4 separate regions of the Homo sapiens genome follow, and regions 2, 3 and 4 are each linked to region 1. Evidence: chromatin contacts called from ENCODE Hi-C or POLR2A ChIA-PET data. All regions are on one chromosome and are shown on one strand. Each heading gives the region's core, a stretch centred on a gene start or an enhancer-like site at or near the end of the contact. The rest is flanking DNA. Distances are from core to core; before and after follow the strand shown.

Region 1 (3,483 bases), core at 434-2,933:
CTGACCTCAGGTGATCCACCCCCTCGGCCTCCCAAAGTGGTGGGATTACAGGTGTGAGCCACCGCTCCCGGCCAAGATTCTTTGTAAAGAAGCTAATTTGGAATAGTTTAGTCACAGGCCTATCTCAAGGGACCTTTTGAGAGCTTTATTAAATCAAAGTTGGCATCAATTCATTGTCAATATTGAGTGCCTATTACTTGTAAGGCTCAGTATGGTCTAAAGCAGGCAGGCTTGGCTTTAGAATGTGAAACAAAGTAGGTGGTAATAACAGAGGGAGTCAACTCTGTAATAGTGTAGAGCCTGGGCCTAGGAATCAGACTCACCTGGGTTTCAATTCCCATTGCACCACTTACTAGCTGTGAGATCCTGTGCAAGCCAAGGGAATATATAATGCCTACTTCATAGAGCGGTCAGGAGGGAGAATGAGATCATTACAAAGGGTTTGCTGCAGTGCTGGCACATAGTAAATATTCAGTTAATGTTAGCCCCTGTTACTATTAATTTTTTTTCTGAGTCCTAATGAAGTTTCAAGAATGTCTCCTTAGAATCATAAAACAGCTGGAGATTGAAAAGACTTTTGAAGTTTTCTGGTTATCTCCACTGTCCTAGGAGAGTACTTTTCATCCCTTTTCCACTGATACTTAAAACCACGGAATAAATACCACAACTGGATTATTCTAATTAGTGGTGGAATAACAGGAAACAACATGTGTGGAAAGGCCAAGGGAATATGTGGGGGAAGAGGGAAACCAGCGGGAGAGGCACTGAGAGAGTGTAAGGGGCACACTCCAAAGGGAGAAAATACAAGGAAGACAAGTAGAAAAAAAGACAGAAAAGATGTCCTCAGACAAGTGTAAGGACAAGAGTGAGAAAAAGGAAAGAAGGGGAATACAGAGGGACCTTAATTTGTGAATGCAGTCACCGACACGGTTTAAGAGTCAAACGTTCTGAGTTCTAATTACTGTAAAATGCATGGTTATAAAACGTACTGATTAACCTCTCTGAGCCGTTTTCTTTAGAGTTTGCAGCGTAGATTAGATGAGATTAGCGGGACGGACGCTCTGTTAAAGAGAAAACTCTTCAAATAAGCCGTTAAGAATGAGAGAGAAAGCTGCAGAAAAAGAGAAGTGGAAAGAGAGAGGGAGGAAAGGGAAAGTGTAAGAGGAATTGTTCACAAGGCAGGTGAGAACTAAGGGAAACCACTGTAACGGTGCTGCTGTGGCTACTGCGGTGACTACTTCAGCACATCAAGCGTTGACAACTTGCCAAGTTCGTTATTAGAGTTCTACATGCACAATTTCATGCTACCCTCACAGCATTTCTATGGGGCTAGGTTCTCGCATTATCCGCGTTTTACAGAAGATATAGAGAGGTTTTGTAACTTTCCCAAGGTCTTACAGCTGAGAAGTTGTGGCCAGGAAGGGATTCAAACGCACGTCTGTTTACCTGTCAAGCCAGTGCTGTTAAAATCATCTCTAAGAACCTCGAAAAAGGCTCGGTTGCTAGTCATCCCGCCGGTTCAACGCCGGCTCCCAGGCACCACTCGCCACGCCCTTTCTCCGCCCGGGGGTTTTGAAAGTTCCGCCTCTTCTCGAACGGCGTCCCGTCTCCATGGAGATTGGCGTGGGGAGAGACTTCCTGCCTTACGCGCGAGCACTTCCGCCTCGAGCCGGAAGCTCCGTCCCTCACACCGAGAGTTCCTGCGCGTGGGGAGTTGGAGAGTTTGCGTGGCGGGAACGCGGCGGCAGTGAGAGCGAGCGGCGCCGGCCCTTGCGTCCGGTGCGGCGATGCTGACCCCGGCGTTCGACCTCAGCCAGGATCCGGACTTCCTGACTATCGCCATCCGCGTGCCCTACGCCCGGGTCTCCGAGTTCGACGTCTACTTCGAGGGGTCTGACTTCAAGTTCTACGCCAAGCCATACTTTCTCAGGCGAGTTCGGGGTGCCTGGCCGCAGGAAAGGCGCATTCGTTAGATAGCTGCTTTAGAGGGAGAATGCAAGGTCGAGAGAGCAGTGCTCGATTGCGCGAATGCCTTTTCCCGACGTTTCCGCAGCTTCTCTTGGTGCCAGGGAACTGCCCTCTTCCAGGGGTGCGTTTTAGATGCTGCGGAAGCCCTTTTCCTTCTTGAGCTTTCTTAAATCCCATATCAAAGGATTGCGGAATCACTTGAAAAAGTGACGTTTGGACCGTGTCACTTTCCCGTTTCTGCCCTGTCGCCCTAGTTCTCGTCCCGTTCTGACTTGTTCTGTTCTTTCCTTTCACTCCGCGTTTGCTCTCCCAGTCTCTCCCTTCCTGGGAACGGCGCGCGCTGACATCTCCGTGACTTCCCAACCCGTCGGTCCTTTTAACTTTGCCCAGGCCGCCTTCTGTTGATCTATCTCTTGTCTGTCCGCTCCCTACTTACCGAAATTCTTACCTTTTTTGGACCTCTTGACACCAAATTAGCCTAGTTCTCCTGCTTCCCTGCTGTCTGCTGCTCTTCTGTTTGGTTTTGTCCCTGAAGTGTGGTTGTTTCCCCCAAGTCTCCGTGAGGGTCTGTCAGCACTTGATCTGTTTAAATTATTCTCCTTGCAGAATCGTAACCTTGGTAGCAGCTAACACTGATAACTCGTAGTGTGGTGGACAAGCAGTTCCGTTAAGTGCTTTATGATGGTGTATCTCATTTAACTTTGACGGTGATCCTTAGGGATAAGCACTGCTATTAACCCCATTCCACAGAACCCGCTGCTACATATTCATCCTAAAGTATTGCCAATCTCTTGTCCTTCTCTTTATCCATCCTCCTAATCTTTCTGAAGTGTAGCTGCATCCTACTTTTCCCACCCAAGTACTTTTGTGGTACAAACCTTCTCCACCAGTCAAGGTGGTTTTTTCACTGTTGCTGAACCAGTTTTGCTCAGATTTCCCTTAGACCATATAACGTCCGTATTTGAATTATTGCACTTTCCAGTTTTTTAATTCACTTATTTCTTTAATTTATTTATTGAGTTTCAGTGTTGGTATTATTGTGCTGAACAAGACAAAGTCCTGCCCTCATGTACTTTTCACTGGGGAGAGGAAAACAATAAACAGTGTACTTAATTGTGGTGAGTGCTATGAGGAGAAAGAAGTGCACTAATAGAGAATGAAAAAGGGCCCATGTTTTATAAAGTGGTCAGGAAAAGCCTTTCTGGGGAGGCGATATTTAAGCCAAGATGTGAAGAATAGGAAGAAGATTATGGTGGTAGCAAATATTTATTGAATTTTTACTCCAGGTTAGTGCTTTATACGGATTATCTCATTTGTTATTAGGACAGTGTTACAACGAGGCTTTATTATTTACCCGTTGCCGTGGATGGATTATTTGTGGGCACCCCCCCAACTCTTGTCCCCAAATTCATATGTTAAAGGTCTAATTCCTGTGTCACTTCTGCTTTATTGTATTCATCAAAACAGTCCCAGAGCCTGCTGAATTTTAAGGGGAGGGAACATAGACCTTCATGG
Region 2 (3,483 bases), core at 621-3,120, 1.4 Mb after region 1:
CAAAAAAAAACAGGAAAATGAAGACACCTTGTAGATTATTGTCTGACACTTGCAAGTTAGTAGATTTCCAGTATATGAATACAAATTCAAGATAGTGCTTTTTTTCTTTTTCTGAGTAAACACTGAGAGTATGGCAACTGCCATACACATTTCCCTCTTCCTAGAAAAAGCTTTCCCTGTTCTTGATCACTCCTTACCTCTTACAGTTGGCTTGTGACTTCCTCCCACCCCAGGCTGGACGTTGTTTCATGAAAGTGTTTGGCTTCTCCAATGGGAACATTGGATTCTTGAAGGCCAGGGCTGTGTCCTCCACTTTTGCTGACAGAAGCCAGCCCAGCATAGGCAGCAGTTGCTGGATGAATTCTGAGGACCACTTCTTCAGCTCGGCAGTGACACCAACCTTGTTTTGGTGGTTTTCCTATGATGGCTTGGAAATTAGTGGCAAAATTGGAGTGCGGATTTTTGTGGGTTTTTAAAAACCTTCTGACAGTTTTGGGTTTGATTAATACACCTCTGGAAGTTAGCTGCATTTTATGATTCTTAGGCATGGTGGTCCCCAGTGTTCTTACAGAACCACCTAATTTCCATGGTGTGGTGTGGTGGAAATATCACAAATTTAGAGTCAGGAGAACCAGACATGGAATCCTCTTTACCTGGCTGTGGGCACTGGGCAAAGCACTTGTTTCCTCATTGGTAACATTGCAAGGTTATGGTGGGGATTACAAATGAGATAGGGAAGGCGCCCTACCCAGTGCTTGCAACATCGCCAGAGCTTGCAAAAGATGGACATTATCCTAATTATGACTTGAAAGCCCAAATTGGGATTTATGATCTTCCCTGTTTGACTGCAGAGGAGGTGATGCCTCTGTTTGCCTGGTCGCCAAAATCATTGTCCCTTCCTTCTTGCTGCTGGTGAGACTATGGTTAAAGGACCATCCTTCAGCGCAGTTCTTTGTTACTTATTGAAAAAGGTTGGCATTCTGGCAGAAATGTTAGCATTAGAAATGTTTCTAAGCCAGGCCTGACAGCTTGGGCCTATAATCCAGCGACTTGGGAGGCTGAGGCGGGAAGACCACTTGAAGCCAAGAATTCCAGATAAACCTGGGCAGCATAAGGAGACCTTGTCTCTAAAAAATAAATATGTACATAAAATAAGTAAGAAATAAAAATAGAAATATATTTCTGCTGGTGCATCTTTATGGACTTGCGGGTATATTTAGGGCCATTCATGAAATCATGTGACCTAAGACAAGCTGATTAAATACAACTGAAGATGTCTCAGGCTCAGCTAGATCACACATAGAATGGGCGGGGCGGCGGGGGAGCATAATAGCACTTCCCTGCCAGGGTTGCTGAAGGGCTCAGTGAGGTGGGAGATACAGTGTGCCTGGGATGCAGATAACGTGACTGAGAAATCCACACAGGCCAGCCTGGGAGGCCCCTGTGTTGGCCCCATGGCCAGCTACCTCTCTAATTCTGGTTCTATGGCCTATGATTCTTTGTCAGGTCTGCTTTGTACCCCTGGTAGAACCATGTCTGAGCATGCCAGCCAGCAGGGGGATGCTCTTTGTGTGAGGAGAAGCTGGTCTAATCCCGGATATCCTATAAAGTTGAGCAGTTTGCGAGGGGAGACAGAGGACACGCCTTTAGGACTAATGTGTTTTTCCTTGGCAGAAGTCCAAGGTGAACCTCTGTCTTTGCCAAAGGAACACCGCTTCAGGGCCTGTGACTAGGATGTTCTGAGTGGCTGGGTTGGTCTTGGGAGTGGGAGCCTGGAGCCTTCTCACTTTGGATGCACGCTTGGTCTTGCTCTGCGATGCGCTTGGCAAGTTGCCACAATTCTTATGTCTCTCTCTGCTTCCTCATCTGTGAAATGGGCTTAATAGCACCTAGGGAAGGAAGAACTTGTAGGTGCTGTGTGGATTCATAAATTCACCCTCAGTGAGAGCTTTGAAGATGTGAAATTGTCTCTGGGGACTTGGAGGTGTTCTAAACCTGTTGAACCAGAGACATTGGCATCTTACTGGGTTGCCTGTAGCAGCTGGAGAGTTGGAGGCCTCAGATATTGGGCTGGGTGTTGGGCTTCAGGCAGCTCTTTCCTGGCTCCTGAATGAGTTTTAGTTTTCTCCAAGGAAATCTTGACTTGTCTTAGCTTACACATGGGGGTTTGTATTGGAGTTTTGGTTTGTGTTTTCTCCATATGAAAGAAGGGGTGTGTGAGTGTGTGTGTGTGTGCGCGCTTGTGTGTGTGTGTACCCAGAAATGGTAGGTAACTCTTACTGAGATGAAAGAATTTCAAGGCTTACACAGCCAAGAGAGAGGGCATTCACCCCTTTTTTTCTTCCATTGGTTAAGTTTGTCCCCTAGATCCTTCTCTGAAGTGTGGGAGCTGTACAGCACTACCAGTGAGTTCCTTCTCTGTTTAATTGGAAGGACTTGTTGCAGCTTGGGCGATTATTCTTTTTGGCTTTCTTTTCGATTATTTCCCCACACTTCAGATTCATTTGAAACAAGTTTTCAGCCTTGTTCAGGTGGAAACCTGTTTTCAGTTGTGGGCTCTCCTGACCTCACTGGAAGGGTGAGAAGAGAGGTGAGGACGTGGGGGAGGGACCCCATGCCCTCACTGCTCAAAGTGTGGTCCTCAAACGAGCAGCCGCGGCATCACCTGAGTTCTTATTAGAAATGCAGGGTCTCAGGCCCCACCCCAGACCGACTGAATCAGTCTTTTGCCAAGATGGCCAGGTGATTCACGTGCATTTAGGTTTAAGGAGCACTAGAACATTTTGGATTGTATGTAGTTTTTCTAATAGGAGTGAAAAGGGGGAGGGTTGTTGGTTGAGAAGTTCGTGTTTATGCTGATGCTGTTGCATGCTTCTCTCTTCTGAAGTGCCTGCATTATCACTCCCCTTGACTTCTAACTTCCTTACGTGTTGTCCTTGACTTGTGTTAGAAAGCTGTGAAGTGTGACTGAAACTAGCGGGTGAGTTAATGTTTCCTGTTCCACATCACACCATTAAGATGTCGCAGTGCTTGAAAGTAAAAGATGTTCAGCATCCCAATTGCGGGGTGACTGCAGACTGTCTTAAAAAGTTGGGCTGGGTTGTTTGAAAATTTCAAAAGGAAGCATCTCCTAAAATGATAAAATAGGAAACCAAGGCCACGTCAAGAGGGGATCAAATTATGACTTGCCTTCTGAGCTTTTCACATGGAGGTGCTCCATCAGCAGTTCAGAGGCAGCTGGGAGGCTAATCATAGGAGGGCCAACACTGGTCTGTTTTTGTTTAAGAGAATTATGGTAGGTGGTGATGGTTTTAAGAGTAAGTCAGCCATTCTGAGAGAAGGTTTGGGCAGTGGCTTGGTGACATCATCCCACTTGGATGAAAGAAGAGTCAAGCCAGCCTTTCTTTGGTCAGGAGGTCCTGAGACCAGCGGCCCCTCTGTTTCTAGTGTGAACCATTCACTACGCAGGTGTCTCTGTCCTGA
Region 3 (3,483 bases), core at 506-3,005, 1.1 Mb after region 1:
CAAGTACCTAGCTCTTGTAAATCAGAAGCACTTTGCTTTCAGCCTTTGTGTCTGCTGTGAGTTAAAAACATCCATTAAACTCTTCAGTTGCCTATTCGGTTCAGATGCCTATTGGCCCTGCCCATAAATACCACTTATTCAGTTGGTGGGAAGCCCCAGGCAACTAGTAATACCTAATGAGCAAAAATATTTGTTTTGTTTTTTTGGAAATACTCTCTTGCTACACATGCCACAACCTTGGAATAAATCCTGGAATTTTTTTTTTTTTTTTTTTTTTTTGATGTGTGTTTGCTGGGTGGTTTTGTTTCTGGTTTGTTTTACAAAACAGACATATCACTTTGTTGTCTGTCAACACATGACATCTTTTCTTCTGAAGAATTTCCAAGTGCATTCTTTTTCTTCAGAACATTTCAGTAGGAAATTGAGGAGGAAATTTGCCAGTTTTCTTGGTAATGAATGATTATCTATTTGGCAGAAGGCTGTAAGGTGGGGCATAGTTGCTCCAATCAGTGCTATCAGATTGGGGATTTATCAAGTGGTCAGCATATTAATGGGTCTAACCATACTTTGTTTCCTTCCTTAGGCCTAGCAAGTGCTTTCACTTTGCATTTCATCATTACATTTTCCAGTGAAATAGCTGTATCCTTATACAGAGGAGGCAACGTGGGTTTCACGGGCTACATGACCTGTGAAGGTTATGCTGAGAACCTAGGTCTTAAATCCAGGTATTAGACTCCACTGGACAGGTGTCTTCCCTGCCTCAGTTTCTCCAGGAGAGGTGCCAGATTGGTGTTCCAGAACATACCTCCCAAGGAGTGGATTGCTGTGGTCAAAAGCTGACCCTCCTGCATTCAGCTAAGTTCCCCAAGGACCCGTCACAGTGCTCTGTTCACAACTGATGGTCACAGATGTTGACTGAATGAATGATGTTCAACTTTTATACCTCTCCTAGTCTTAGGGTGATTATCAAGGCTTTTGGGAAAAAAAAGCATTTAACCATCATTAATAAACATTGTGCTTAGTTTTACTTTTACTGCAATCTTGGATTTGCAAGTCTAACAGAATTAATTATAAGCCTAAAGGCTTCTGAAATCTATTTGCAAGATTTTATATATAGTAAAATTTAAGTGTTTCCATTTTCAAGATGTGTTACAGAGAGTATAATCTTGAATTACCAGGCTTCCGCTGTAGCAGACCTTTCACTTCTGCAAGGGCGGAAGAGGTTTTCAGGAGCTGAGTAATGCTAGATTCCTTCCTGTAGGTATTTCACCAGCAGACATACTTCACAAATATTCTACCTATTGGATGAGGTTTGCAACAGGGAAACAGACCAGTTTAATGACACATGCTTTTCAAATAGGGCTTTTTTTTTTTTTTTTAATGGTGTGACCGGATATTTTGCTCCTATTTTATGCTCAGCAAAAACGTACAAATATGTGCTTTAATGAATATGTTAAGTCTATCACTGATCTTCTTGGGCTGTAATCTCTTCCTGTCAAATTTGCCAAGCCAAGCAGAATCAGTTGTCTGTTTTTGTTTTCAAGAGAAGCTTCTAAAGCTCCAATCCTTAGCATGATCTTTAGTGTTTTTCTGATCTTTGAAATGGAAGAAGTGTTTTGTTGTATTTTTTCAGTGTGCTTCAAGTACTAGGTTAAAAAGTCAAGATTTGACAACTTTGACCGGGGTATGACGGCAGGAACTTTGGTTTGTGATGCCTTTGAGGAGACTTGAAGTTTGCCAGCACCAAAGTCCTCTTAGTTTTACCTTAGGCAGGGGTTTTCCTCTTAATGTTATTTTGTGCATAAATTCTACAGAGGTCATTGCCACATCGTAACCAGGTTCTCAGGCTGGAGTTGACAACCACCAGCCTCTTGTGAATTATGGGCATTTTACTGGTGGGAAAATATCTTCAACATGTGTCCCTCTTTCTGTGGCTTCATGACCTGATTCTTGGCTGCTAAGATTGGAGAAAGATGTGTCAAAAACATATAGTAGTATCTTCGAAGAAAATAGCTGAGTGGTTAGGAACAGAGGTTTGGGAATCAAATTGCCTGGATTCAGATTCCAGCCCTGCCTACCCACCCTCACACCACAGAAACTGAAATATTGGAATAATCTTATTTGTACAAATAGCAAAGCATTTACAGGATAGGTACCTCCATAGAGGCAGATGGGTGTTTGAGGAGCTACTGTTAATACAGTAGCTTTTAACTCCTCACTACACTAGCACCATTTTAGTAGAAGGGAGCCAAAGTGGATTCTCAATTAATACATCTGTCATCCTGTAGTTTTTTGCCTTCAATTTGATCTTATAGTTCATCATTGCCACCTTTGCAGTTAATTCAGCTTTATTATTTTTTTAACACAAAACAGGCTTGAACAACCCAGCAGGATTATCATTCAACATAGCTAAAATTCTATTCCACCCATGTGACTCAGTTCATGAGCCCTAGGATTGATTTTTCTAATTGCTATTTTACTCGTGCTGCTTTCCTCAGACCTACTGGGAGACCCAGATGATCACCCTATGCTTACCTCACCACACAGAACAATATTTCTTATTTGCACAGTAATTCTGTGGATAGCATTCATAGCGTAGTAATTCTATGACCTACTCCAAACAAATGGGGAAGTGTTTTCTTCTTCATAGCCTCAATCCTCATCCTAATCCTAATGGTCATACCAAACTGACTCTTGGGCAGGTTCGTCTCTGCCTGGTGTCCTTATCTTTAAAAAAAGGATAATAATCATACCTCCTCCTAAGAGTGTCATTAGGATAAATTGCATAAACATGTAAATGTTCATAGAACAAAGCCTGGCTCAGAGAACAGCTCCAGATCACTTGTCTTTGCCAAGACTTCCTGTTTTACTATTACTTTATTATTTTTGTATAATCTATTTCTGTTTACCAGTTGCCCTGTGTCTTAGTTCAGGCTACTATAACCAAATACCATAGACTGGGCAGTTTATGCAACAAACCCTTGTTTCTCACAGTTCTGGAGCCTGGAAGTCTGAGATGAGGGTGCGAGCATGGGCACATCCAGGTGAGGGCCCTCTTCCTCGTTTGTACATGGCCATCCTCTCCTTGTATCTTCACATGCCAGAGGGAGGGCTGGCTCTCTTCATCTTCTCATAAGGACACCAAGCCTGTCATGGTGACTATACCCTCATGACCTGATTACCTCCCAGGGGCCCCACCTGCTAACACCATCCTATTGGTAGTTAGGGTTTCAGCATATGAATCTGGGGAAGACACAGATGTGCAGTCCGTAACACTGTGTATCTTGCGCAGCTTGTTGTTTCAGCACCTGAGCTGTTCCCTCTTCCTTTAGCAGGGGAGAGATAAGGGGCAAACAGAGTGTCTAAGGTAGTTTCTCTTTGCCATCTCCTTTATCCCACAACCCCCAAGCCATAGCATCACAGACTTCTTCCAGGCTTGTAGAGAAGACAGGGTTGATTTTTTTTTTTTTTTTTTTTTAAACG
Region 4 (3,483 bases), core at 371-2,870, 1.1 Mb after region 1:
CTCTGTTCCTCATCTGTAAAATGGGTTAATAGTATCTTCCTCATTGGCTTATTGTAAGGATTAAATGAGTTATTACGGGTAAAGTGCTCAGAGCAGTTTAAACAATGCCATATACCACGCTTCTTGGAAAAATGAAAGGAGATATTAAGCAACAAGATAAATGCATCTAACCAAAAGCACCCTCCCCTGTTTTAGTGTTGGACAGATTTTATAAAATCTGTCATTGCTTCCAGCATTGTATGTTGTATAGAAGTTAAGTTTAAAGCAGCGGTCTTGTTTTTATTATTGTCACTTTATGTGACCTTGATTACCTTTTAGGGAGGGCATCTACTCTGGGATTCATGACAGTCTGCTATGATGCTGTTGATGCCCCTGAACTCATCTTGTTTTGTAGCTCTTCCATCCCAGCGAATGCTCAAGGCATGAACAGAACACATGCTAGGCCAGGTAGAAGGTCAATGAGGAGATGGCATCCCACGCCCTTCACTGTTCAAAGCCAGAGAGGAACTATCTAGAAATTCAAGTGTAAAGAGGATGTCCATGCTGGTTGTGACATGTGTGTTCACAGGCCTCATGCCTTTGCTTTTCTTTTGAAAAAGAAAGTGACAGAGACCTGGGGAGATGCTGTGTTAGGAGGGCCCCTCCTACTTTGGGCTCAGGAATCTCACCGCCTAAGGGACTTCCTGGGTGCTCAGAGGTACAGGAAGCAGAGCGCTCTGTGTTCACAGGTGCCCGCTTTCCTCCTCCCGACTCGCCGGTGCTTTAGGGCAGATCTGGATACTTTGGCTGATTTTGGGAAATGTTCTCTGAAGTTAGCCACACGTTAAGCCAGGCTTGAGGCCTTCACTGTGGTCACATGGTAGCTCCAGAGGTTGGGATGGGGGCTCTGGCCCCTTCAAATCAGCGGAGTTAGGAAGTATGCTCTCACCAAGAGGAATGCAAAGCCCACCTGCTCCAACCTCATGCCCCAGTCGGTGGTTCTCTTGTTCGTTCTTCTTTCTCGCCCTTTGTTCTGTACTCGCGGGCACTGGAGTCTCTTTATCCATTTGGCCATCGGTTCCCCTCTCCATTTATCTGTCACACCCAACTGTGCTTCCATCTGCCCTCCATCCCTCCTTCTCTCCTCCAGCCATCTGCCAGCCTTCACTCCATCCTTCTGACTGCTGGTATGTCTGTCCATCCCTCCTTCCCTCGCACCACGTGGGTCTGGGGCTCCATCCCCTGTCCCATCCATCCCTCCATCTGTCCCTAGCCTGCCGCTCCATCCCGCTGCCCTTTTGCATGGCTGCAGAGCCAGCCCGCAGACCGTTCCCCGGTCCCTCTCACCCCCGTGGGCCCTCTAGCCCGTCCCCGGCCGCCACTCCAGGCCAGGCCGTCAGTCTCCCACGCTGGGCCCGCGCCTGAGCGGGATCGGCCCCCCATCCCTCCGTGGGTCTGTCTTTGTTCGGCGGCCCCGGCCCGGCCGTGCCTCCCACGGCCCCTCCGCGCGGCTCCCAGGCCCTGAAGGCGGCGGGCGGCGGGCGGCGGGCGGCGGGCGGCTAGCCCGGGGCGGGGCGGGGCGCGCGGGGCGGGGCGGGGCGGGGGCCGGGGGTGACTCAGCCGCGCTCGCCCCGCGGTCCGCGCGTCCGCCGGCCTTGCAGGCGGGGCGGAGAAAATGGCGCTGCCCCCGGCCGCCGCGCCCCCCGCCGGGGCCCGGGAGCCGCCGGGGTCCCGCGCCGCCGCCGCTGCCGCCGCCCCCGAGCCGCCGCTCGGCCTGCAGCAGCTGTCGGCGCTGCAGCCTGAGCCGGGCGGGGTCCCGCTGCACTCGTCCTGGACCTTCTGGCTCGACAGGTGAGGGGGCGCGGGGCCCGCCGCGCACGGCCCCGACCCGGGTCCTGCCGCCACCGCCGCTTTGTCTCGGCGCGGCCCCTCGCCCCGGCCCCGCTCCGCTGTGGCACAGACCTCGGCCCCTCCGCGCGTCCGCCTGCGCACCCCGGGACTCGCCCCGCCGGGTCGGAAGCCAGCTTCGGGCCGCGCCGGGCGGCTGTTCGGCGTCCTCGCCTCCGGGCCGGGGGAGGACAGCGCAGCCCGAAAAGTTTCGGCAACACTTTCTACCCCTTGTTCCCTTCCGATCGGAACGCGGCGTGCTGGCAGGGCCGTGGGAGAGGGTAGGCGAGCTGGGGGTGGCCGCGTCCCTGCTGCAGGGAGAGGGCTGTCCTGCTTACCCCGCGGGGCGCCTGGGAGCTCAGGACACGACCTCAGCTGTGACAGCGCTCGGAAAAGTTGCCCATCCCTTGGGAGGTGTGCGGTGGTGCAATGATTATTGCACGGCGGGCGCTCCCACCCCGTGTCCGGCCGCTGCTGCCGTGGACTCCTCTTCCAGTTCTTCCTCATCCACTGGGCAGGTATTTCCTGAACACCTACAGTGGAGCCACACACCTGCTATGCGCTGGAGATTCAATAATGAGCAGCAGCTGACCTTGTCAGGAAGGGGGTGAATTATGGCTTTCTCAAGGGACAACCCAGGTGCCATCTTTTCAGAAAGACCCCCTGACTACCGTATCTAAAATAGAAACCTTGCTCCCTCGTTTTGTATTCTCCTGCCCTGCCTTCTTTTTCTTCCTAATGCTTAATGCAGCTGGATTTTATTATATATGAATTTGTTTACTTTCAGTCTGTCTCCCCAGCTCCTCAACACCTCCCCTCAGTTAAGGATAAAAGAGCAGTGGATTTTTGTTTTTGGACATTTTGGACCTAGAACTGTGCCTGGTCCCTAGTAAGAACACCAGAAATTGTTATGAATGAATAGATGGATGAATGCAAAGCCCCTTCTTAGTGTCTGCCCTGCAGTGGGTGCCCAATGATGACACCTCAAGGTTGTCCCAAGAGCATTTGGAAATTTTGATGAAACCGTGTCTATTCTGGCTAAGTGTTAGGAAGAAATGTGTGACAGTGTTCTGAGAAGTTTGCTTGGTACACACAAATCTGGTTTTAAAAGGCTTTGCATAAAATGACTGCAAGATTTTGTTTTAAAAAAGTGATATTCATTTTTTTTTTGGTTAAGACAAGCTCATTTCTTTTTTCCTTTTGGGTTCTTATAGCACCCGTCTATAAGAATTGTCACTTGCTGCCATTTTCTTTGCCGGAGACCCAAAAAAGTTGGGGGTGGGGGAGATGGAGTGAGTTTCGTTCTTTCAAAACATTTTCACTTTCATTATGGGATGCTAAGAGAGCATTATACTGTCATAACAAGCGTGCTTTTGGCAGACCTTAGCAGAATGAAATCGTGTCTGTTTTCATAGGTGTGCTGCAACTGTGCTATTGTTACCTGGTATCTGTTTTCAAGGTGTTAAACCTGGACCTGTGGTCTAAATTGTGAATACTGCTGACTGGTGGAAACAGTATCAAGAGAGTTTCTTTTTAAACAGGTCTAAAATTAGTTTACATGTAGGAACAACACTTTTAAGGACTGGTCTAAAATGTCAATACTACAGATAACACAAT

The links. Hi-C counts contacts between places; a loop is a spot of excess contacts on that map. ChIA-PET counts read pairs that join two places held with the same protein, here RNA polymerase II (POLR2A). Pooled maps may share reads with other maps.
Region 2: a pooled map shows a loop between it and region 1 (4-fold over the local background). The contact joins the enhancer-like site here to the promoter of SHQ1 in region 1. A Hi-C loop is called at or near these places in 2 of 37 single-sample maps with no recorded cell type and 1 of 50 pooled maps.
Region 3: a loop to region 1 is called in a map of natural killer cell, with 3 times the contacts of the local background. The contact joins the enhancer-like site here to the promoter of SHQ1 in region 1. A Hi-C loop is called at or near these places in 2 of 168 maps with a recorded cell type or tissue (dorsolateral prefrontal cortex and natural killer cell) and 8 of 50 pooled maps. POLR2A ChIA-PET finds 5 or more read pairs at or near these places in 2 of 52 experiments (CD8-positive, alpha-beta memory T cell and activated CD8-positive, alpha-beta memory T cell).
Region 4: a loop to region 1 is called in a map of B cell, with 7 times the contacts of the local background. The contact joins the promoter of EIF4E3 here to the promoter of SHQ1 in region 1. A Hi-C loop is called at or near these places in 13 of 168 maps with a recorded cell type or tissue (B cell, CD14-positive monocyte, CD4-positive, alpha-beta T cell and 7 more), 1 of 37 single-sample maps with no recorded cell type and 15 of 50 pooled maps. POLR2A ChIA-PET finds 5 or more read pairs at or near these places in 2 of 52 experiments (BJ and activated CD8-positive, alpha-beta memory T cell).

Annotation. Positions count from the first base shown.
Region 1 is chr3:72,846,645-72,850,127 of GRCh38, reverse strand. SHQ1 (SHQ1, H/ACA ribonucleoprotein assembly factor) reads left to right here and starts at 1,683. Exons shown (of 11, transcript NM_018130.3): 1 at 1,683-1,930. The coding sequence starts at 1,788. RefSeq lists an enhancer at 1,365-1,464.
Region 2 is chr3:71,421,623-71,425,105 of GRCh38, reverse strand. All of the region lies in intron 3 of FOXP1 (forkhead box P1), which reads left to right. Among named protein-coding and RNA genes, the nearest start is that of MIR1284, 120 kb to the left of the region's middle. RefSeq lists an enhancer at 3,057-3,106. Within about 2 kb of position 1,870, at least 8 of the 41 ENCODE cell types and tissues checked have a DNase peak (open chromatin) inside an H3K27ac peak, as active enhancers do.
Region 3 is chr3:71,700,608-71,704,090 of GRCh38, reverse strand. All of the region lies in intron 2 of EIF4E3 (eukaryotic translation initiation factor 4E family member 3), which reads left to right. Among named protein-coding and RNA genes, the nearest start is that of EIF4E3, 23 kb to the left of the region's middle. RefSeq lists an enhancer at 1-315. Within about 2 kb of position 1,755, at least 5 of the 41 ENCODE cell types and tissues checked have a DNase peak (open chromatin) inside an H3K27ac peak, as active enhancers do; they include natural killer cell, where a contact is called at or near this core.
Region 4 is chr3:71,723,539-71,727,021 of GRCh38, reverse strand. It overlaps EIF4E3 (eukaryotic translation initiation factor 4E family member 3), which reads left to right and starts at 1,620. Exons shown (of 7, transcript NM_001134651.2): 1 at 1,620-1,830. The coding sequence starts at 1,655. RefSeq lists silencers at 1,896-1,965, 2,096-2,215.